Linked DNA regions of Homo sapiens: region 1 is linked to region 2. A link is an interaction called in ENCODE POLR2A ChIA-PET data of the cell type or tissue named here. Cell type or tissue: CD4-positive, alpha-beta T cell. All regions are shown on one strand. Links, peaks and the distances in the headings refer to the core of each region. The heading gives the core; the rest is flanking DNA. Region 1 overlaps DTHD1 (death domain containing 1). Region 2 has its middle 27 kb from the start of MIR1255B1.

Region 1 (9,793 bases), core at 1,158-9,157, 51 kb before region 2:
AACAAAAGAGCAGGGAGACTTCCTATAAACAGGTGTGGAGGGTTAGACCCATGCATCCCCCAGGAGAGGGTCCTAACCGTGAGTGTTCCTCCTGTGCCTGACAGAAGCCCTTTGGGATAACTTGCTCCATTGGCTGGCTGAGGAGCTCTCAGAAGAAAATGCTGAGTCTCTTTCCTCAACTCTCCCTCTGCGCCGTAGCACCATTCAGCTCATCAAACTCAAGAACCCTGATGATCTCACAGAACAGATCCACGAGTTTCTTTGCTTCTGGAAAAAATCGCTTCCAACTTTCACCGACAAACTTCGCCTCCTGGCTCGACATCTCCGCAAGATTGGCAGGAGTGATCTTGCAGAAGAGCTCAAATTCAAGTGGGAAAATAAAGTGTTCACTGAACCACAGCAGTGTTTTGATGTAGCCCCTGAGTAAAAGCCTGATCTCTCTTCCTTTACCCCTAGGAAAAGGCACACGGTGGGTTTTTGTTTCTGTCAACATTTTCCTGGAAGTTTCCGAATGATATTATTTGAAGTCAGTCTATTTAATGATGTGCTATTTAATGATGTGAGACAAAGGGAGAAGCACGGATCAGATAATAGAAAGCATTCCTGGGTGTGAGCGCTCCTCTCTGGTTGAGTGATTATGTTTTGCAACCATGACTGTCTTGAGTTTGGCCTCACTTAATAGCATTTGCAATTGAGTTTGACTTGTTCACATTTTAAAAGCTAAGTGTGAAGAAAAGATCTGATATATGTAATTACTTATTAATTGGTATCTACATAAAATTAAACTAGTTTTCTGTGACTTCAAGTGTGAGCCCAAAAATATCTGAGACAGTTCTCAATCAATTTAGAAAGATTATTTTGCCAAGGTTAAGGACAGGCCCGTAACAGCCTCAGAAGATCCTGATGACATATGCCCAAGGTGTTCGGGGTAGAGCTTGCTTTTATGCATTTTAGGGAGTTATAATATATCAATCAATACATGTAAGGTGTACATTGGCTCAATCTGGAAAGGTAGGACAACTCAAAGCAGGGGCTTCCAGATCACAGGTAGATTTAAAGATTCTTGATTGGCATTGATTGAACAGTTATTATCTAAAGACCTGGAATCAATAGGAAGGAAATGCCTGGGCTATGATAAGAAGTTATGGAGACCAAAGTTTTATAATGCAGATGAAGCCTCCAGGTAGCAGACTTTAGAGGGAATAGATTGTAAATATTTCTGATCAGTCCTAAGGTCTGTTGAAATTTATGCTGGCCAGCTTTTCCTGAATTCCAAAAGAGAGGAGGGTATTATGGAGTCATGTCCAACCTCCCCTTCCCAGCATGGCCTAAACTAGTTTTTCAGGATAACTTTGAAATGCCCTTGGCTGAGAGAAGGGGCTTGTTCAGATAGTTGGGAGACTTAGAATTTTATTTTTGGTTGACTCAGGCAACCAATTCAAGTTACATAGATACCATAGAGCCTACAGTAAACAATACAAAATAAATTGGACTGAAAGACTTGATGTCGGTGGTAGTAACTCACTTTAAAAAAACCTTTCTAAGCTCGAAATAAATTAAAAATAGAATAACACTTCAGCCATTTACTGGCACAGACTTTTCCTTTATAAAAATATAACTTGGAAGAGGGAAAATTCCATATTTTGTTATTAGCGAAATGAGGCAGTGCAGAGAAAATAAGTTATCAGTGAAAGAATTCAAGGCCTATTTCTTCTACTTAGGAAGAAAACCTGCTTTAAAATTAGTTAACAGAAGCCTTATTACATAAGCCCTAGATATACATCATTAAAAATAAACAAAACATCTGTAAATAGAACATTAAAATGAAAGAAAAAATTAAAACTTATCTAAACCCCTCTTTCTATTGATAATCGCTATTAATGTCTAGTATAAGCTTTGAGTTTTTGGAAAGCCTAACGCCCTTTAGCTCTCTGAAGCAGTTGGATATAAATGGGACATTGAACTAGTTTCACTGACTCATTAATGCAAAAACCATTAGGTCGTTGGCTTGAAAACATCGGTAGCAATTAGTTTCAGTTATTGAATACCTAGGAATTAATTGAGTTATATTACAAAATTAAATGTTTTAATCTCTTTCAAATTTAAACGCAAGACTTCCTTCTACAAATTAACCAGGGATTTAGATATCTATTCAGGTATATATCAAAAAAGGCGATTCCCATTTTCAAACATAGTCCCATAAAGGAATATTTTATTAGTCAAGATTTTTTACATGCTGCCAAAAAGGTACAATATGTATTTTCATGTATTCTTGGGGCAAAGAAAACAGACTAAAATGTTCATTGTTTTCCTGATTACAATCGAACAAAAAAGTAAAGAAAATGAAAGTTGCTTCTTATCCTGTCATTAGAGATTACTATTATTAACATTTTTGGCATAATTTCTTCTAGTTTTTCTTTTTTTCTGGAAGAAAATATTTCTATTTCTATCGGTATAGATGTATCTAAGGACACTCACATATGTGTTCACCTGCATGCACACATGCTAATATGTATGTCCCATCACACACATCCCTGCCACACACCTCTCACAAATGCACCCTCAAACACACAGGCCTACCCTTTATCAGCACTGTTTCGGGTCCACTTGTGCACCTCACATATGCTGTCACAAACACACCCCTCCTGCACACCCAGCTCCCAACTCTCTCACAGAAACACACCTATTCACATACATAAATACATGTGCACACACACACACCCCTCACACACATATAGTTTCAGATCCACTTGTACACTCTCACAAATGTCCTCGTTCACATATACCCCACCTCCACATTTCATATACGCATACACTCATTAATATGCCTCCCCCACAGACACATGCACACACACACACGACATCTCACTTTACCGTTACCACTTCACCTGCACATATACAATCTCATTAAAACACTCCCTGTCATAACCCTCCCGTCTTTCTTTCTCTCTCTCACACATACACTCACATACATTCACTCACAGCCACATATACACACCTCTTCACAACACAGATACATTTTTCCCCCAGAATTAAAACAAATACTGCACATATTGTTGTTACAGTAAAGCAATAAAAAGGTACATAGAGAAAACAATTGATCATCCCTGCAGCATCTCCTCTCTTAAGATAATCCAGGAAATCAATCCCATGTGTAATCTGTGCCACTTGGATTGAGACCTGCCCCTGAACACCCTCAGTATTGATAGACACACCCATACCTTTGCATACCCATTTCTCTGTCTGGTGAGCCAACCTGTATGGACCACATCAGAGATGCCTTGTTCGCTTTTGCTAATGCAAAGCCCCAGCAGAAGACAGACAGGAGGAAGGAGAGTGAATTATACCATTCCCCTTTTCCTCCCTGTGCTCATCTTGGCCTGGCTGTGTCCCTGGCCTGCAACCACTGCTCCTCTCAAGAAGGCCACCTCTAGCCAACTCTCTCCTGTGCTTTGGTAACTGGTCTTCTTCTTGTCTCTTCAAGTCTAAGGGTGGTAATAGCTCTCTTGTTGTTTGGAGTAACTGTGTTATTCCTTGCAGTTCCCCTACATCCTGCTCTCCCCTTTTTAAAATAAAGCCTCCTTTTATTATTCTAATTTGAGTATATCACTATATTTCTCATTGAGACCCTGATTGATACCTCTCTGCACACCTTTCTTATGCTCCTAGCAACGTATACATGTATTTTATTTCCCAGAATGGGAGTCATATATTATATATACAGTTTTTAAAATTACTGTCTTATTAAATTATGAGTTTTTAATGTCTTCGAATGTTTTAATGACTGTATAATATCCTATTTCATAACCATAGCACAATTAATTTTAGTATAATCAATTTCTGAAATTGGTTAAAATGAAATTTTGCAGTATATATTCTTTTATGTTTGACTTTTTATTCAACTTTATGTTGCTGAAATTCATCCATTTTGCTGTGTGTGGCAATGGTTCATTCTCATTAATGTATAATATTCTATTATATGCATATATTAAAATTTTCATATCAATTAGACTGTAGTCCCAATATATACCTAAGAGCAAAGTGATAGTTTACCATAGTTCATTTAACCGTGTTCTATATTCAGGACCATTTAGCAATTAAACTTTGAACATCATTATTCATGTGTTTATTTCATATCATGGAAGCGCAAGAATGCACTACCATTTAGAATCTATACATTTTTAATAACACCAATTTCACTATTGAAAAAACCATTACAGTCACCATTTTGCTAATTATTAAGCATCAAATTTTATAAATAAAATCTTGTAACATTTATTATTTGAATTACCAAAACCTATGTCCATAGTCATCTTGATTAGATACTTACAGCATCTGGAGTGTAAATTCTTGATTACAGCAATTGACTATCACTAAAATGTAGCTTAAATGAACACATACATATTTCCTTGTATATTCTGAAGTATTTTATTATTATTAATTAATTAATTAATTAATTAATTTTTTTCACACAGGGTTTCACTCTGTTGCCCAGACTGGAGCTCAGTGGCATGATGTCACGGCTCACTGTAGCTTTGGCCTCCCAGGCTCAAGTGATCCTCCCACTTCAGCCTTCTAAATAGCTGGGAATACAGGTGCAGGCCTTTACACCTGGCTAATTTTTGTATTTTTTATAGAGATGGAGTTTCACCATGTTGCCCAGGCTAGTCTCGAACTCGTCGGCTCAAGCAATCCACCTTCCTTGGCCTCTCAGAGTTCTGGGATTACAGGCATTACCATGCCTCACCCTTCTGAAGTATTTTAGACTAAAATAGAAATACCTTAACAAATGAGGTAGGTAGGCTTTGAGCACATTATAATCTAATTTTCAAAATAGCTAAATCTTTTGGATAAAGTTTTGTTTTTCTAATCCAGTGTTTCTTAATGAGATGTTATTGGCATTGTGAAAGAAATCCGTTTTCAAAAAATTAACATGCACTGGCTCATAAATTGCAGACCATTCAGCATCCCTGACCTTGTCCACCAAATGAACAAAATGCCTCTCCATCCTAGTGAATGTGACAAGCCAAATATCTTACACATTGTTCTGGTTATGAGGGTTAGGGGTGAAAGAGTGGGTGTTGAGGACCATGTTTTAATCAGCTTTTGGTTGAAGTAGGGCATGAAAGAAAGGGGAAGAACATCTAACGGAAATTTAGAACATTATAAGCAAACCAGGGCTTTGCCTAAACTGTTCAACTGCTACCAGTATTTGCAAGAAATGTCAACTGCTGTCTGATGGCTTTTTCAGAAATGTTCTCAATGAGAAGTCCAAAACTGTGCTATAGAATAAGAAGTTTATCTAAGGTACAAAGTCAGCCTTTCTGAAGTCAGAAGAACAGGGAAATATTGAGTAAGGTCAAAATTGTGGCTGACACAGGCCAGGGGATTCCCTCTTAGCTTAACTAAGCATGACTTCTGTGATCTAACCTCACCAGAATGCCCCGTACTGCCTACACATTTTGACAGATGTCACAACGAGTCCTCAATTCCCTCCGCCTCTCCCAGGACTCCTCTGCTAGCATTCTCTCCCCACTACCTCTCGACATTGATTACCTAACATAGTAAATAATTTACTTACTAGTTATCATTTTTATTTACTTTCTGCAAATAAACACCTGATTTAATTTCCAGGGTGCTTGTCTCTTTTTTTAATTGATATATTCCTATTACTTAGAACTCTGTCTGGCACTCAGTGAATGTTTCTGTTTTGTTTTCCTTACTTTACAAGCGAGAAAACTCTTTCTGAGTTACAGCAGTAGAACCTGGATTAGAAGCCAGATGATTATATTTTCAAAGTCCTTTTTCTTTTACTTCCACCTTTCTACCCCTTTCCCTACACCCAACTCCCCACCATTTCTCTCTCTTCCATAATGTCTGATAATATTTTTTCAGTCTCTGAATACCCCGGACTGGATTAATTGTCTGTGGAACTCTATTTTAAATCCAGCTATAACATTTCTATACACTGTTGTAATTGCCTATTTATTTGTGCTTTTCTCCAACCAGTTTGTAAGTTTCTTGAGAGCTGAGGATTGAGTAGTGTTCATCAGTGAATTTTCAGTTCCCTGCACAGAACCCAGCACATAGTAGGCACTCAATACATCTTCACTGAATTAATTCATGAATAACATCTACACACTGACATGTTATTGGGATCCTCTTTTTGTGCCCTATATTTCTTATTGGAAGCAACTTTGTGGGGATAGTTGCCATGTCTGAGAAGGTAAAAAAATTAGCTCAGACTGTAAAAATCTGGCCCACCATTCATCAAGCTGGAATAACAGACACTGATGAAGCCACCTGCAAAGTTAACAGGAATCAGTGTTTCCTCCAAGCACATATTGCAGCTATAATATGTCCCCTTCTTTGAGTGACTGCTGCTTTCTTATACACTGAGACATTTTTGTTCTCCCAAATCATGGATTATCAGAAACCTTACTGCCTGAAATCATATCTGTGAGAAAGACGTATTCTTTTCTTGCCGGGAAGATCTAAGTCATTTTGACACAGAAAAGCATTCTTGATTTCTACCCAGTTGCAGAGCTTCAGATAAAGGGTTTCTGGATACAACACTGCATATCTATCTCAACATTCCTGTTTGCCAAGGAAGGAAAACTCTGGGTCCACTTTGCATTGCAGACCTGATGTTGACCCCTTTATACACAGCTCTGCTTTGCTTTCAGCCTATCAAAACACTAGCGTCCACCCTCCTCCTGTGTACTCAAATAACTCCATCTTTGCTTTTGTTTACCGAGGCACTCACAGTTCCTCTGTGTGCAAGCCCTTCATGGCAATGAATTAAGAAATCTAACTTTGTGGAATTTCAGGTGTGTCCCTGGTTGTCTTAGCCTGATGGGGACACTCCTGTGACCTTTCTGTTTTCCAGCCCAGTGTTTCTCAAATCAGCAGCGTATTAGAATTTGTAGGAGATTCCTGGAGCCTTTCTGAGAAATTCTGATTGAATTAGTCAGAGGCGTGTTCTGGGAATCAGAATTACAAAGTTCCCCAGTTGATTCTAATTTGTAGGCAAGGTGATATATGCCAAACTGACCCAGGATACAGGATACCCTGGAGTGGATATTCAAATTCAGTTTCACAGGACCAAAACAACCTTCTAACTCAAAATCTTTGGCTATGTACCTGAGTATTCTGTAAGGTTAATGAAGACCTCAAGTCACACTCTCACCATGGAAGATTAAAGACATTGCCTATCATATTCCACTTCTTGTCCAAAACACTTTCTCAATTTTTATTTTTACTTTTCATGATTACTACTGAACCAAGGGTAACATAGGAGGGAAAAAAAGGAAACAGTGCAAGCTCTGTCCTATGCTGAATATCCATTTTTTCCTCTTAGAGTCCTCATTTGAGATGATTTATCTGTTCACAAGAATAAGCAGGGTGGAGTGGGGAGCCGAGGAGCTGAGGCACGGAATTGGACTGGTTGGGAAGGAGGAACACTTGGCTTAATCCCCCATCAACAGCAGAACTCAAATTTAAAATTGTAGTTAATGAGAAGAGCCCACCACTATCACAAAGATTAACTGACTTCCCTGGAAGCTGCTCGGTGTGCACCTTTAAACCTGGTTCTATGAATACATGTCACCTCCATCTATAAACTTTGAATTAATATTTTTGACCTTTTCTCTCTATTTAAAGGATAAAATTATATTCCACTGCATTTGTACATGCTAAAAAATTTAAAATACACCGCAATATATTCTATCTTTATTAGACTTATTTTTGGTAATTTTTACATATGCCAAGAGCCTCAGAAATTTGAACTGATCCAAGCCTCACTCCACCTGAAAGGCCCTGTTTATGCCAGTCAGCCTGAAACTCTTCTTTAGAAATAGTCACTGCAAATGCCTAGATGCCACCACGAGGGGGCCTCTGTGTCACAGATAAAATTAAGGAAATGTTCAAGACCTCACAAATTCCTTTATGTAGTGAAAGACCTGCTCTGCAGGATACTTTTTTTTTTTTTTTAATTATGAAGTTATTGTAGAATTAGAGGGAATAATTTCACCTATGGCCAATATACTGTCAATGCAATAGTACATTATTTTGTGGCTAATGTAGTGTTCTAATGTTCTGAAATGTCTAATTTCCATTCACTGTGAAGAAACAAAGTACTATCTACAAGAACTGGTGCATTATAGAGGTCTTTACATTACAGTGTATCTTCTGTTTCCTTAATCAAAGCAACTGTAATGATGACATATATTATTGATCATTAGAACTGACTGTAATTTCTCTGAATTACTGGGAAATGGAAACTGAAAATATAAACTATGGATAGTACTATGAAATAAATGTACTTTTGATTAAATTCACTCTCCAATAAATGCTACTGACTGACATTCTAAAGAATTACCTTCTTGATTTTGAAATGTTCTGAACAAGGGTGCTTCTGTGGTTTGTTGGTTTACAAAAAGTGGCTAGCATACATTAAAAGTGAATATCTAAATTAGGATGATTTTTAAACAAATAATTGGGTGATATTTTCCAGAATATTTTTAGTTATAATTTTAAAGTAATGTATTTTGTGAGATAAATTCTAAACAAAGCTGAATATTATGACTCCTTCCACATTACATCTCTAAGCACATAAACCAACAATGTGGTGTCAGTAAAACAGCCCCTGAACATAAAGCAAAAATGAGCAGCATAATTGAAAACCATTAACTATATAAAGATGAGCACTAAAATGAGACTGATTGTATTAAAATATTTGCTGCTCTTCTGTGGGGGAATTATGCATTCTGCCCCATGGATGTTATGCTTGGTGATATGATTTAGAGTACCCATGAAATATGAATGCCATATTTAAGCAGAAGCTTTAAGAGCCATGGGGTGGTTCCACCATGTTCCTTTCCTCTCTGCCTTGAGAGGATCAGTGGTTTAGGGAGGGGTGTTTCATTGGCCTAGGTCCTGAAGCATGGGAGAGATCCATAGCCTACTTGTGATAAGCAGCATGCAAATATGTAAAAATGCATTTTTTTTATTGTTGTAAACCCCTATTATCCTGACCGATACAACTAATTTACTAAGCATAAGGAAGAAAACACTGTATGGCTATTAAAGATATCTGACTTCAATGTTGATCAAAGAAGTAGCAGAACCAGTAGCCCTACAAGCAAGGGAAAGAGAAGGAAAATGCAAAGATTGAAATTATTGCTGGTGTTAGCAGCAGACTGCTGCAGCAAACCAGAGACATTAGAAGTCCTTATAAAAGTGGTAAGCCACTTTTATGCCACTGTAGAAAGATTAATACTAGGTGCCAATTTATTGAATATTAACTATGTGCCAAGATCTTTTTGTGTATAATCTCACTTTATTCTCATAAGCATCCTTCAGTTCAGCGCTATTATTTTTCTTTCTCAATGATGAAACAGGCTTTGAAATGTTAAGTTCATTCATTTACATATTCCTTGTTCATTTGTTCACTTTTTCACTCATAATTCAATCAACAAATATTTCTTAAGCACCTATTATAAATAAATCAGGTGGCAAAGTTAGGTTTTTAACCCCTCCCTTTCTGATTTCAAAGTCCATGTCTTCTCCATTGCATGGAATTCTATAGCATACAGAATTGTAGGATGACTCTCTCAGATTTACCATCCTCTTGTCATATACACTCAATAATTCCCCACATTATGAATTGAAATGGATTTAACTCATAGGATTTGGTAATGTTATATGGAATTAGGAAAGTATTCAGCTGGGCCTGACCTAGTCACCTGAGCCCTTTTTTGACTGGTCTCAGCAGGGGAAGTCAAAAGCAGCA
Region 2 (9,793 bases), core at 1,080-9,079:
CATAGTTCTGGAGGCTAGAAGTCCAAGATCAAGCATTGGCAGGGTTGGTTCCTTCTGAGGTCAGTGAGGAGAATCTGTTTCATGTCTTCCTCTTAGCTTCCGGTAGTTTGCTGGCAACCTTTGAAGTTCTTGTGTTTGTAGATGTGTCATCTCGATTTCTATCTTCAGGCTCACATGGTGTTCTTACTGTGTTTGTGTCTGTGTTCAAATTTCCCTTTTTTTATAGATGCCAGTCATACCTGGCACCTACCATCTGTCATCTATTTACTCAATTCCACTACACATTGAGAGCAGTTTTCATTCACTTTTAATATACAGAATTATTAAAGTATAAATATGTATAAACCAATCATAAATATTTAAATATGCAAAAATTCCAGAATAATAGTTTACATTTCCCAAGAATAGCTGTAAACTAAATTGAAGTATAATTTCTTCTTTGGATCATTGTTAATGAGGACAGTGTCATGAGTGAAGTGCAATTGACTTTCTGTTTAATATAATATGTTAAGATATGCATTAGACCAATTAGAATAAATGATACAACCATCAGCTTCATGATTTCCTCAGAGTAGCAAATTATAAAGTTTAGATACTTTTTTGCTCTTTTTCCCTCTCTTTCTCTGTGCATGTATATATCTGTATATATCTATAACTTATGTATGTAAATAACACATATATGCATTACATAGTATATGTCTATAATTTATGTATATAGATAACATACATAAACATAACATACACATGCATATACATCTGCATATATATGTTATCTATATACGTAAATTATAGATATGTACATATATACTCTACATACAGTTATAAATACACAATAAAAACTTCATTATTAACATTTAAAAAATCGTGAAGTAATCATTGAGTTACAATTATATCAAATAGATATAAAAATAAAGCTGAAAGATATTTTCAATATACTAAATGTCTTTGATCATGAGAGGGAAAAGAAGCCCCTGATACCAGATTTGTATTGGTAAGATTCCAACTATCTCAAACATGTCAAAATGTAAAATTTTCTCTATCATATGTGACATTGAATCTTGCCTTCCCTTTATATATTTTATATAGTGCAGTATGATCAATAGCACCTTTTCTTTTTGGTTATACATTTGGTTAACATTGCAGAGTCTTGTTTGCTTCAAGACAAAAAAATTTGAATAAGTTTTGGAAATATCCAAAAGAAATGGAGTTAATACACAAAATGCATGTATAGACTCTCTGCACTGGTCAGTGGTTGTATCCAAATTTGGAACTAAATTTTCTGTCAATCCCTGTGTATTAGACACCTCTTATGCACCATGCCAGAGCCTCTCAGCCTCACCTGTCTCTTATCCCAGCTGCCACTGTGATGACCAGCTCAGCATGGGCTTGAACTGACTTTACACAAGTGTCACACAGCAGTCTCAGGTCCTGAGCTAAAGCCACATGCTCTCACCTCTGATCCTGTAACTTCCTCTCTTGATATTGCTTTGGGTCCTGAAGTCTGCAATCTGATCACTGTCAATCAATAACAGGAACATGACAATTTATTGCCTTTGAAAATGTAATTCCTAAGGTCATTTTTTTCTTCTACTGCTCTTTTCTTCGCAAGCCCTTATGTATCTCTATGTTTACTGTGTTACGGGGAAAGTATTGAACATCAATTGGCAGTCTCCCATGAGTGAGCCTCTGAATATATCAGGGAGAAAATAGAGTAAGTCATTATAGCACTAATAGAGTTAGTAATAGCATTTTTATCTGTTCAGGCTGCTATAATAAAATAGACTAGATATCTTATAAACAGCAGAAATTTATTTCTCACAGTTCTGGAGCCTGGAAAGTCCAAGATCTAGGTGCCAGCAGATTCAGTGTCTAGAGAGGGCACACTTTCTGGTTCCTAGATGGTCATTTTCTCACTGTAACCTCACATGTTGGAAGGGGCAAAGGACCTCTCAAGGCCCTTTTGTATAAAGGCAATAATCTCATTCATGTGGACTCCACCCTCATGACTTAATCACCTCCCAAAGGCTCTACCTCCTATTACCATCATCTTAGGGATTAGGAGTTCAACATATGCATTTTGAGGGGAGACAAACATTCAGACCATATAGTTTGTCTTAAGAGTTGAACATGAAGCCGTGACAGGCTACATGTATATCTGGAGAAAAGGCAGGTTACTCTTGGTTGGTCAAGGAACAAGGGACTTAATTTTTAGTTTAGGCTCACTGATATCTCTGAAAGCAAAAAAATTGCAGATTGTGTTGAAATGCAAACCCAAGATCATTGTTAGCTGGGCAGGTAGATCTGGAGGGAACTGCCTTTCCAAGGCATTCACTTCTAATCCTAGGTCACATGTAGCCCATTCACTTGGTCTCATTTGTAACTAACTCCTTTTAAAATAAAGCTTGTGTCCTGGTAGTTCTTCTGACAACATCCTAAGACATCAGGGTATAGGAGGATTCTTAATACAAACTGGAGAAGAAAATAAGGAAAAAAGAGAGTAAAATTAAGACTTCCTCCCAAACCATCCAAAATGAAATTTAGACTGTGAAACAAAGCTGCTTCCCTTCCAGTGGGGGACTTTATAACATTTTATTCATGGGAAATGCAATTAAAATGTCTGTCTCTCCTGTTTCCTGAAAAATTTAATTTGCATCTTAAGTTGTTACTGCTGTGCCCAAGATTTTCAAATCAAATATTAAAAATGAACTTGTCAACTCCAGCAGCTTTATGCTTGGAGCTAAACACTTCAAAAATTCTGTTTCATTTTGTAGCCTGTTAAGATATATTTATAACTGCATGTGTAGCGTCCTACATTGTTAGTAGGTAAATTTTATAATGAGTTTTAAATTAGACTCTTTCTCTGCACTCACTCACTAATCCACCTCATTTCCTACATGTATTTTTATCTGCATGAGAAATTCATGACCTCAGAATCCGACATAAGCCATGTGTTTTTTGTGTAATCCCAGAAGTCTCGTAATCTAATATCTCATAAACTTGCTTTGCTTTTTTATATTTTTGAACTATTTTAGATTTGCTTAATGAACAATGCAAAATATCAGGATTCGATGGCCTATTAATGCAGAAATTACGACTTTATTATCTTTAAAAACATTTTCAAGTTTGAAATTCAAGATTTTTTTAAATGCATGTAACAAGAATAGATTGTAATATATTCTGTATAAGTAAGAATTATTTTCACTTGGAAGTAGGGTAAGAATACTTCACACTAAATTTCTTGCAAGTTACGGAGTATGGCAGATTTCAGTCATGGCTAGATCCCGGAGCTCCTTCACATCCTGTCCCTCTCATCATCAAGCCCTATACTCATATCTTTCGAACTTAAAACCTCTGTGGAAAAATAGTCTTTAAGATAGCAATTGAAGAAAAGTTCACAAAAAAGCAAATTAGTGCGGCTTGGATAACATGATCATCATTGAACTAATTACTGTCACAAGACCTCTTAAAAGCCCTGTTTGTCTCGTCTTTGGCTCCATAGAACCACATGAAATTGTTTCGCCCCAGAAAATATTAGCTTGGTCACCAGAGAAAGAAAGGAAAAGAAATGCTAAACAGACAAAAGTAACAGTAGTGTATCTCTTCATTTCAGTCTCTCCTTACAGCTACCTTATATTATACTTTCCTGGATTATAGAATTCATCATGTTGCATCACAATTATTTTTATGTTTCTTGCCCTTCTGATATCTGGAATATTCTGGAGACAAGAAGACAATATTATTACTTTTAAAAATTGTTGTAATTATTTTCTTTTCATGTTTTAATCCAGTATTTGGCACTTACTAGCTCTTCGATAGATGGTTAATAATTCTACTAGTTAATTATATGTACAACTGTTGTATTCTCCTTATCTCTGTTTTGACATTATTTTATTTTCTTATCTAGCTTTCTTAAATTCTTTCTTCTTATATTTCCTTTTAATTTTTCTTCTCACTTCATCTAGTTCTCAAATCACTTTCCAAGGAAGTCAATGAGAAAAAAACATGCAAGTTTAATAATGTATTTTATTTACAACAGAGATTTCCCTGTTTGGAAGAGGGTGATCTCTTGGGTGTATTTTTTTTTTTAAAAAAGCAAAAATGTAACAAATTTATTTTTTTCATTCTTGAAGCTAGCTAAATATACCTAAAATGTCATGTCTCATTCTTCAAATACATGAGAGTACTTTGGTTTCTTGTGGGCCTTATCCTTAATTTCCAGTACCTTTGAGATGATTAATGACTATTCTTACTTAAAGTGGAACTAATTTGAATTATCTGGTGTTATAATGCATTTTTTGTTGTAAATTTTTTGTACATTTTTTATTTTATTGGCTGTTTATTCCATATCTTGTTACTATAGAAGCTAGTCTTCTATTTAAACTCAATGAGATTTACCATATTTCATTCAGTGACACCCTCAGTCTTGTCCCAAACTCTTACGGTTCTACATGTGTCGTGAGGCTGTTGTATGGCTGAGATGACATTAGGTAAAGCGCCAGATTAGCAGGCATATCCCAGATCATCACAAAGAAAAGTTAGTACAGCTTCCTATGTAGCTACTATGCTATGCCAAACTCTCTTTGTGACTAGACAGTTCTTCCCTCATTCTGGCATCATGCCATATTTTATTAGAATCTTTCTAGTTACTTCTCTCTAGAACATCCTCATAGAAATTCTTCCCCAAGTTATTTCTGCTCATCCTTCGTCTTGGTGGTGGTGGTGGAGTTACGTTCTCTTTCCTCAAAAAAGCTTTCCCTAAACTCTAAAAAACAATTGGCTTACCCTCTTGTACAAGTCACCTTGTAATTTATTTACGTTTTTATCACTGGCCACAAATGGACATTTTAAAATTAATTTTTGTGTTCTCTACTATATTGTAACTTCCATGAAAGCTAAGGCCACCTTGTCATGTCTATCGAATACTCAATCCAAATATAGCACATAGTAGGCTTTCAGTAAGTATTTATTGACTGAGTGACCAAAGGAGAACTCAAAACTAACCCAGTTTCCCACACTGGAAACAAAATCTAGGCAAGTTTAGATTCTTAAGACTGACAGAATTTAGGCTGTTTCCAACCATCAGTTTTGAGTGAAATGTAAACAAGATCAAACAGAGAAACCTTGTCACTTTTATTTATTGCTGTATTTCCCAAGACCTAGAACATTTCTTGGCACAAGCTATATGTTCAATAAATACTTTTTTGACTTAGTCAAGGAACCTTAAATACAAAGTTTTAAAATGTCTTAGCATTAGAGAAGCAGCTGCTGAGCCAGTGATGCCCTCTGGTGACAAAAGTCATCATCGCAGTACTTTTCTTAATTCAGGCAATTGGACTTTGAGCTTCTCTTTTATGTCTAGCATTTCATAGGAAAATATAAGTGGGGGCTGTCCCAAAGAGATACACTCAAGAAACCCTAGTGCAGTCTTAGCAGTATATCAATAATAACTTCTATATATATGTGACTTTACAGTTTTCTAAAGTCTTGGGGTATAAAGATTAGTAATAAGTAAACCTTATTCCTAACAGAAAAATACAACACAGAGAAATATGCACTAATGTAGACATCTACATACAATGTGGAAAAATCAACGGAAAGAAAGAAATCAAAGTATTTCCACATAATAGATGGCTGGGAAGGAAGACCAGGAAAAATTTTATAGAAGAGGTAATGTTTCTTAGGGTTTTAAGGGAAGAGGAGATGTTTTCCATTTAGACCAGAGACTGGGAGGACATTCTGAGCAGAGGGAAGAGGTTGAACAAGAGCAGTAAGAGTAATTCATTATTATTTTCTAATAAAATTATTTTACTTTGTATGTGGTGCAAGTATTTTATAATAAGAAAATATTCCTAATTCCTCCCTCCCATCCCTTGTATCATTGATGTCATTTATTTCACTAATGCGTAAGCTATAATCATCAAATACATTGTTGCTATTATTATTTTAAACAAATTGTTATCTGTTAGATCAATTGAGAATAAGAAAACTGAAAATTCTGTTATCTTCCCTTATTCCTTCTTTAATCCTCTTCCGTTTTTCATGCAGATCTGAGTTCCTGAGCTGTGTCACGTTTTTTCTCTCTAAATAACTTCTTGTAAGACTGATCTACTGTTAACAAATTCCCTCAGTTTTGTTTGTCTGAGAAAGACTTCATTTCTCCTTGACTTTCAAGGATAACTTTGCAGGGTAGTGGATTCTAGGTTGATGTATCTTTTCTTTCAGCACTTTAAATATTTCCCTCCACTCTCTTCTTGGTTGCATGATTTTTGAGATGTCAGATGTAATTTTTATCTTGCTCCTCTATAGGCAAGTTGTTTTTTTTTTCCTCTGACTCATTTCAAGATTTTTCTTGACCTTTTATTTTCAGGCTAGGTGCAAATTATTGGATATTTATCCTGCTTGGTTTTCTCTGTGCTTCCTGGATCTGTGGTTTGGTGTCTGACATTAATTTGAGGGAAATTATCAGTTGTTATTACTTCAAATGTTTCTTCTGTTCATGACTCTTCTTTCTAGCATTCTCATTACACATATGCTACATCTTTTGTCATTGCCTCATAGTTATTCGATATTCTGTTCCATTTATTCAGTAATTTTTCTCTTCACATTTTGGTTTTATAATTTTCTATTAACACATTCTCATGCTCAGAGATTCTTTCCTCAGCCACGTCCAGTCTCCTAATGAACCCATCAAATAATTCTTCCTTCTGTTAAAGTGTTCTTGATCTCTAGCATTTCCTTTTGATTCTTTCTTAGCATTTCCATCTCTTTGTTTACCTGACCTATCTTTTCTTACATGTTGTGTACTTTGTCCATTAGACACCTTAGCACATTAATCATTATCATTTTAAATTCCCAGTGTGATGATTCCAATATCGCAGCCATGTCTGAGAGTGGTTCTGATGACTTCCTTGTCTACACTGTGTTTTTTGCCTTTTAGTATGCCTTGTAATTATTATTTTTTTTTTAGCATTAGGGCATTTTTACTTTCCTTTTCTTCACCTTTTTATTTTAGGTTTGCAGGGTACATGTGCAAGCTTGTTACATGGGTAAGCTGTGTGTCACTGAGGTTTGGTATACAAATGATTTTATCACTCATGTTGTAAGCATAGCACTTGGTAGGTAGTTTTTTGTCCCTCATTCTTCTCCTACCCTCCACACTCAAGTAGTCCCTGATGTTTATTGTTCTCTGTGTACTCAATGTTTAGCTCTCACTTATAAGAGGGAACAGGTGGTATTTGGTTTTCTATTCTTGCAGTAATTTGCTTGGGATAATGGCCTCTAGCTGCATCCATGTTGCTGCAAAGGACATGATTTCATGCTTTTTTATGAGTATGCCTTATAATTTCTTGTGATGTAGTGGGTAAAAGGAACTCTAGTAAATAGGCCTTTAGTGATGTGCCGGTAAGGTGTTGGGGGTTAGCTAGTATTCTAGAGTCCTGTGATTATGTCTCAGTCTTTTAGTGAGCTTGTGTCCCTAGACTGTGAACTTCACAGGTGTCTCTCAGTTTTATCGACCAGTATGGGATGGCTACAGGGTGATGGAGTCAAGTGTTTTTCATCCCCCATATGAAAAACTAGAGAGGGTTAGGGTTGGGGTTTTCCCTTTCCCAAGTATGTTAGGCTCCTATAAAACCCCTTCAGATCAGGATCTGATAAAATAGTTTCTCTAGGGGGCAGGCTTTGTAAAAAACAGAATCCTTTCCCCGTTGGAAGCTGGAGACTTCTCTCTAATGTTTACTGGGCGAATCTACTTCATCTCCTGTAGGTAAAGCCAGAAAAGTGTGGGGGTATCTGATATGGTTTGGCTGTGCCCTCACCCAAATCTCATCTCGAATTCCCACGTGTTGTGGGCGAGACCCAGTGGGAGGTAATTGAATCATAGGGGCAGGTGTTTCCCATGCTGTTCTCATGATAGCGAATAAGTTTCACAAGATCTGATGGTTTTAAAAAAGGGGAGTTCCCCTGCACAAGCTCTGTTCCCTTGTCTGCCACCATGTGAGATGTGCCTTTCACCTTCTGCCATGATTGTGAGGCCTCTCCAGACACGTGGAACTGTGAGTCCAATAAACCTCTTCTTTTTTGTAAATTACCCAGTCTTGGGTATGTCTTTATCAGCAGTGTGAAAATGGCCTAATACTTTCCCCTACGATGGGACCCTGCTGGAGTATTTACTCCCAGTCTTGCCCATTCTTAGCTTCCCATTAGTCAATTACATTTTAAGTTTTCCTACTTTAGTACTGGTTCCCACTCAGGTTTCTGCTCCAGTAGCTTGTGAGTCTCTGTATTTGCCTTTCTGTCTGTCTTATTTTGGGGACAGTGATTTTCCCTGTGACCTCACTTCTCATATGGATTTAAGAAGAATGGATGATTTTTCAGATTTTTCAGCTTTTTTACTTGTTGTTATGACAGAGTGGTGACCTCTAAGTTCTTTACATGCCAGACTAACAACTAAAAGTTGTAATTCATTATTATTTAGTAAAACACATAACGTCTTAGTTCATCAGCAACCTAAAATCCACAAGCTCATTATTCCTTCCAGAAACAGAACAACCCACTACAGCTAGTCATTTCTAATATCCATTATGTTAATCGACCAAAATTCTGGTGTTGATAAAAGCTAAAAATAGATGAGGCTTATGAGTTGATGTCTTCTCTGGAGCATGCACTTTTGATTTGAGTTTCCAAATGAAAACTTCACAAAATACTCTAGAATAGGAAAAAAATACATCTTTCAGCACAACTTAGCTTGGGTCACAAATGACAGGGACACAGACCACAGACAGACTCTGTGATGGCACAGTACCCGCTTGGAAACAGAAGGGATCTTGACACTTGTTTACTCACCACTGGAAATGGATTTTACTTTTTTTTTAATGAAGAAGAATGAATTTATTCTAGAATTCTAACTCTATATACTTTGATTGTAACTATTAAATATTTCAAATATACAGAACATTACAGAAAATGTAATGAAAAATACTCTCTCATAGATTTATCAAATGATAGCATTTTATTGCATTTGTTTGATTCTCTCCCTTTCTGTCTCTATCTTTTAAAGAAAATAAACAGCAATAGAATACATAAATAAAATAAACAGAATAGAATAGATAAAGAAAATAAACAGATAGCAATAGAATGCGGTCACTCTTCTATATCCTCTTTCTCTCTAACTGGAAACATTTATGATCCTGCCACTAGTGTGTGTTTTTTCCACTTTTTAAATTTTTTATTACTTATGCCTATATCTACAAACAATACAACAGTTATATATTTTTTAAAAGTAAAATATTGCTTTTTTCGTTCTAAAATTTGCATAAATGCTATCATTATATACTCATTTGCAGGTAGTTTTATTTTTATCTGATGATTATGCTTCTGAGACTTTAATATGTTGCTATGCATAGCCCTAATAGCTTCATATTATGAATTAGCTAATTGATTGTATGTCTGTGATTCATGAACTCAGAGGTCATAAAATCAAATCCCCATGGGCAGCACTGAACATAGGCTTGGGAAGGACTAGAAACTCTAGGAATATGGCATGAATATGCCATTCTCAGTGGGACAGCTGCAGCTCAGACATATCTGCTGTTGCCATTTGAGATAGTGGACCTGGTGGAATTATGTCAAGTTCTGTTCAAAGGAAAATGGAAGTACATACTTTGTGTGTTACCCTGAAATGTTTGCAACTATTTTAACTTAAAAACTAAGACAAAACACTCTGTAGTTCAAATAAAACACTCACGTGTTCAGAATACAACCAGTTAGGACCTCTTACTAACTCTTTGGTTAA

What was found. ChIA-PET counts read pairs that join two places held together with the same protein. Peaks named below come from ENCODE experiments on the same cell type or tissue, not always from the same donor. Only the 100,000 strongest peaks of a DNase experiment are listed, where the experiment ranks them.
Region 1: POLR2A ChIA-PET joins it to region 2 with 13 read pairs; 6 of 35 experiments call an interaction of 5 or more read pairs at or near these places.

What each region holds. Positions count from the first base shown.
Region 1 is chr4:36,343,398-36,353,190 of GRCh38, forward strand. DTHD1 (death domain containing 1) reads left to right here. Exons shown (of 10, transcript NM_001170700.3): 10 at 105-4,114. The coding sequence ends at 427. Among named protein-coding and RNA genes, the nearest start is that of DTHD1, 67 kb to the left of the region's middle. RefSeq lists an enhancer at 5,162-5,311. In CD4-positive, alpha-beta T cell, for the core only: CTCF peaks have their summits at 7,892 and 8,095; DNase peaks (open chromatin) are centred at 5,414 and 7,894.
Region 2 is chr4:36,394,673-36,404,465 of GRCh38, forward strand. No RefSeq gene overlaps it. Among named protein-coding and RNA genes, the nearest start is that of MIR1255B1, 27 kb to the right of the region's middle. RefSeq lists an enhancer at 1-674. In CD4-positive, alpha-beta T cell, for the core only: CTCF peaks have their summits at 5,266 (motif pointing left) and 5,468; a DNase peak (open chromatin) is centred at 5,299.